Regions from separate parts of the Homo sapiens genome. Here region 1 is linked to region 2. A link is a contact called in ENCODE Hi-C or POLR2A ChIA-PET data. All regions are on one chromosome and are shown on one strand. Each heading gives the region's core, a stretch centred on a gene start or an enhancer-like site at or near the end of the contact. The rest is flanking DNA. Distances are from core to core; before and after follow the strand shown. Region 1 overlaps ELMO1 (engulfment and cell motility 1). Region 2 overlaps ELMO1 (engulfment and cell motility 1).

The links. Hi-C counts contacts between places; a loop is a spot of excess contacts on that map. ChIA-PET counts read pairs that join two places held with the same protein, here RNA polymerase II (POLR2A). Pooled maps may share reads with other maps.
Region 1: a pooled map shows a loop between it and region 2 (6-fold over the local background). The contact joins two enhancer-like sites. A Hi-C loop is called at or near these places in 10 of 50 pooled maps. POLR2A ChIA-PET finds 5 or more read pairs at or near these places in 6 of 52 experiments (activated CD4-positive, alpha-beta T cell, activated CD8-positive, alpha-beta T cell, activated T-cell and 2 more).

Annotation. Positions count from the first base shown.
Region 1 is chr7:37,407,599-37,410,298 of GRCh38, reverse strand. All of the region lies in intron 1 of ELMO1 (engulfment and cell motility 1), which reads left to right. Among named protein-coding and RNA genes, the nearest start is that of ELMO1, 40 kb to the left of the region's middle. Within about 2 kb of position 1,303, at least 4 of the 41 ENCODE cell types and tissues checked have a DNase peak (open chromatin) inside an H3K27ac peak, as active enhancers do.
Region 2 is chr7:37,335,112-37,337,811 of GRCh38, reverse strand. The region is part of intron 2 of ELMO1 (engulfment and cell motility 1); the gene reads left to right. Among named protein-coding and RNA genes, the nearest start is that of ELMO1, 110 kb to the left of the region's middle. Within about 2 kb of position 1,416, at least 7 of the 41 ENCODE cell types and tissues checked have a DNase peak (open chromatin) inside an H3K27ac peak, as active enhancers do.

The DNA.
Region 1 (2,700 bases), core at 54-2,553, 73 kb before region 2:
AGTAGAGGAGAGAAGACACATCTAATTTAGCAAAACTTTAGGGAGCTTTCTATGTGTCAGTCACCAAACTGCAATAGTACTGGGGAGTTCATTTTTTTTCATGTCAATTACATAAAATAATCCTGCCTATGCAAAGAAGTTAGAGACTCTCTGAGCTAGAGCAATTACAGCAGGAATTGTAAAGGAAGTCGGAAGCAAAATAGTCATAGTAGTTAAGGGTTCTGACTTGGGAGTCAGATATATCTGGTTTTGGATCCTGGCTTCGTTGCTTAATAGCTATGTGACTTTGCGGGAAGGAGGGAGATAATTACCTTTTCAAGATTCAGTTTTCCTGCTTGCAAAATGGGGATTATAATGATAATATTTACTGTGGTAGATTGTATTGTCCAAAATGGTCATGCCAGTATCTTTTATCATACATGATCTTACAATATCCCTGTGAAACTCCTGCCATCTAGCAATAGGGTTTATGTTCCTTCCATTTGATCTTGAGTGGAATGTTGTGACAGCTTTGACCAACAGAGCATAGCAGAAGTGATACTATATGGCTTGCAAGGCTACATCATAAAAATGTTATTCACCTCCATCTTGCTCTGCAGTGTAGCTCTTGGAACCCAGCCACCATGCTGTGAAGAAGCCCAAACAGCCCGTGGAGAGTCCCAAGTGGGAGGAATTGAGGCCTCTGGCCCACGGGCCTGGCTGAGTTCCCATCTAACAATTAGCCTCAACTTTCCAGCCATATGAGTGACCATCTTACAAGTGGATCCCCCAGCAAGCCCCAGTTGAGTTGCCCTGGCTGACTGTGCATGGAGCATAGACAAACCATACTTACCCAACCCTGCCCAAATGGTAGTTTCATGAGAAAAATGAAGTGATTGTTGTTGTGTGAAGCCAGTAAGTCTGGAGATAGTTTGTTACACAGCAGTACACAGCCAGGACACTTGCCATATAAAGTTGCTAAGAGGAGTCGATGAAATGATACATATAAATCAGCATAAAACTAGTGACCCGTTAATGATAGCTCTCTTCATTATTATCACTAGTTAAGGGAAGTTATTTAATAGATGTCAGCATTAGTTCAAAGTAAGGTCAGAACCTAAAAAGCTACCCACGAACTTTTGGCATCCAGTAGGTTTTAGGAATTTTGTTCACTTTTTTTTTTTTTTCACTTGCAAAACTCTGCTGTGTGTCAGCTTCCGGATCACCTTTCTGCTGATATTGTGCTGAGTTTGTTCTGAACTCTGTGCTTTCCGTTGTTTCAGAGTTTCACTTAGGCTTTCGGTGCCATGGCCCGATGTGTAAACAATGTTTAAACTTCCAGATTATTCTGTGAAAGTCATGCTCAGGGCTGTTATTTTATTAAAACAATTTTTTTGCATGTGGTAAAAAGCAACACAAAATTTACAACTTCACCATTTGAAGTATACAGCACAATAGCATAAACTATATGCACATTCTTACGCAGCAGATCTCTAGAGCTTTTTCATTGTGAGTGACTGGAAATCTATACCCACTGAAAAACGACTTCCCCTTTCCCTTCTCCCCAGCCCCTGGCAACTACCACTGTATTTTATGTTTCTAAGAGGTTGACTACTTTAAATAATCCCTAGAAGTATAACCATGCAGCATGGGTCTTTTTGTGGCCGGCTTACCTCACTTAGCATCATGTCCTCAAAGTTTATCTGAGTTGTAGCACATGACAAGATCTCCTTCTGCTTTAGGCTGAATAATATTCCATTGCATGTATATTCCTACCGTTTCTTTATCCCTTCATCTATTAATGAATATTTAGACTGCTTCTCCCTCCTGGCTATTGTGACTAACGCTGCAGTGTACACAGTAGTGCCAATGTTGCTCTGCGGTTATTTTTTCCACTTCCTACCAACAGCAGAATCTCGTTGAAATGCATTGGAAAGACAGAGCGTAGGGGCTTATCTGAGTTCTTTGTCATCTTTTTTCCAATGTGTCTTAGACAGTGATGCACAATCAGGTAGCCAGACTGCCCAGATTCTTCCTGGGGGTTTCAACTTCATTATGTATATCTATTGTGTAACCGGTTGTGATTAGAATTAAACCTCTGCCAGGCTTTCTATTGCTTTCAGAGCAGTTTCACAAGCATTATTTTATTGAACCCTTGCTGCATGATAGCTATTTCTTTAGTATGGGGAACACAAGGTTACAAATATAGTGTGGATATAAAATCCAATGCTACTGTATATGTTTATTGTGGTATTCAATGTTCTTTACCAATGTAAAATTCACTTACAGACTTGACACAATTTTTTGAAGTTACTATTTTTAAAATTAATAAATATTTTAAAAATTAATCAATTTTTTTCTAAGAGAAATTTTAGGTTTACAGAAAAATTGGGCACAAAGTACAGTTTCCATATCCTCTCTTTCCCCAGCAGGGCTTCCCTCTTATTAACATTTGTTACAAGCAATGAGCCAATATTGATACATTATTATTCATTGAAGTTCATAGTTTGCCTTAGGGTTTACTTTTTGTTTTTTACAGTTCTATGAGATTGAACGAATGCATAATGCCGTTTATCCACCATTATTCTGTCATACAAAAGAATTTTACTGTCCTAAAAATCCCCTGCAGTCCACAAATGCATCCCTCTCTCACTGCATATTGCTGGCAACTACCGATGTTTTTATTGTCTCTATAGTTTTGCCTTTTCCAGAATGACATAT
Region 2 (2,700 bases), core at 167-2,666:
TTCAAGCCTCCAGTATTTCTTGTCTCTGCCCTGCCCCCTCAGGCCTTGCTTTTCAAGGAAGACACAGACCAGAAAGCTACCACTTCTGTCTTTGCCTAGAACTTCTCGGCCTACATATTTGCATGGCATCACAGACTACCTGATGCCTTTATCTCCTGCCTTCCTGTTTTGTTTTGCTTTTTCTACTGCTAGCAGAGAAGGGAAGAGGTGGTCCCAATTTGTTTCCAGTGCTTTCAGCTTATCCCAACCCCCAATGCTCCACATAGGTGTTTTTTTTTTTTTTTTTTTATACTTTAAGTTTTAGGGTACATGTGCACAACGTGCGGGTTAGTTACATATGTATACATGTGCCTTGTTAGTGTGCTGCACCCATTAACTCGTCATTTAACATTAGGTATATCGCCTAATGCTATCCCTCCCCCCTTCCCTTACCCCACAAGAGGCCCCGGTGTGTGATGTTCCCCTTCCTGTGTCCATGTGTTCTCATTGTTCAATTCCCACCTATGAGTGAGAACATGCAGTGTTTGGTTTTCTGTCCCTGCGATAGTTTGCTGAGAATGGATCCAAAGGACATGAACTCATCATTTTTTATGGCTGCATAGTATTCCATGGTGTATATGTGCCACATTTTCTTAATCCAGTCTATCATTGTTGGACATTTGGCTTGGTTCCAAGTCTTTGCTATTGTGAATAGTGCCGCAATAAACATACGTGTGCATGTGTCTTTAAAGCAGCATGATTTATAATCCTCTGGGTATATACCCAGTAATGAGATTGCGGGGTCAAATGATATTAGCCCATCCTTTCTACCCTACCTGGGGCTTTGTCCCAGCCATGTTCTCTTCTCTTATTCTTTTCTTCTTCTCTGTCTTCAACAGTGAACTCTTCTGTTTTCACCTTGGAAAATCCTCCCCTTGACCTAGTAACTCTCTTTTGGTAGTATTTTATTCTGTTTTTCCATTCCAGGCTTATTTAAATGTTACCAGTATATGCCATCTATGTTGTTCCATGCTTATTTTAATATTTGCATGAACAACAATTTACCTCTCTACAGGGCTCCCCTTTTTGGTGGCACCTCTGCCTTGGTTGTCCTCACCCTCTCGGTTACGCTCGGCAAAGCTGCCCATTCTCATCTTCTTGAAACTCTCCCTTCCTTCCTCTAGCTTCAGTGCCTGAGATTCTTCCTCCCTGTTTGATTCATCTGGGATTGTTTCCTTCCTGGTTCCTCTTCTTTCTAGATCAGTTCCAACCTCAGTGCTAAGCCCTCTGGTCTGTGTGTTCACTGTCGACACTCTTTGTCTTAGAGTCCATGTTCGCTCATGACGTTAAAGTTTCACCTCTGCCTACATACATAACAACAGTTCCCATCACCGGCATAGCCTGCCAGCTAACCACTAGTTTCATTTCTCTGTTGGGTGGATATATGGTTCCCCTCTCTAACTTCAGTTGTCTACAGACGAGACAAATGGTTAGTGAAACTGCCCATATGTTAACCTGAAGAAAGGAGTCTCACAGGTATTACCAACTTTTTGAGGTTATATCATGTAGAGGGGGGACCATTAGATATGTTCTTTTTTTTTTTCCTTGACGCAGGGTCTCACTGTGTCACCCAGGCTGGAGTACAAAGGCTCAATCAAAGCTCACTGCAACCTCTAATTCTGGGCTCAAGATATCCTCCTGCCTCAGCCTCTCGAGTAGCTGAGATTACAGGTGTGCACCACCATGACCAGCTAGTCTTTGTATTTTTAGTAGTGATGGGGTTTTGCCATGTTGCCCAGGCTGGTCTCAAACTCCTGGACTTAAGCGATCCTCCCACCTCAGCCTCCCAAAGTGCTGGGATTACAGTCCATGAACCACCACAGTGCCCTGCCTAGATGCGTTCTTTATGGCCCAAGTGTAGGAACTCCATCCTATTTGTGCTAGGAGACACATTTCACCTTCACCCAAGAAAAGCCAGCACGGGCCATCTCATCAGGCGAGGGGATCCATCATCTCTACCAAGTGTGCATCAGACAAATGCTTGGAGAAGATGTTCTGAGCATATTCAGGCCCAAAAAGGGCAATGGGAAGAGATACATAGTTTTCAACCTTAGTTCTGCTTCTCAAATGGCTTGGGGCAGAGGGGTGGCTGCCGAGGGCTTCCGGGCACCCCTCGCTCACTCCTGCTGCAGCACCTTTGTATTGTCCCATTTTCATTTGCGTATGATTTGGGGAAAGATTTTGTTTGAAAAAAGTTTATCAGTTTAAAAAAATAGACATGGATGATTCTTGAGCTTTCTGGTATTCCTGAGACTTCAGTCAGATTCTTTAGGGTGGCTTTGCATCCTTCCATATTTTTCATAAGCATTGTCCCTGGGCCAAGGTAGTGTCTGCAGGCACTGTATGTGATTCCCAGGTACCCCTCTGTTTTATAGAAGCTGCTCCTTTAGACGCTTGTTCCCGCACATTCATGGTCTTTTTTCATCTCTTGCCGTTTCCTTCTAAAAGTATGCCACCTTGAATGCCCCCTGCCTTCTCCCAGCTCTCTACTGCTTTAAATCCTGGCTTTGCTAAGCACTGCAGAGAGCCTCCTTTGTACTCAAACCTTTTCTGATCGCATTATAATGCAGTCTTTTCTCCAGTTTTCTAATTTCTTATATCATTTTCTTTGCCTGTAGCTTTTATTTGCAGTTAATATATTTCACACGTAACGTAATTTAC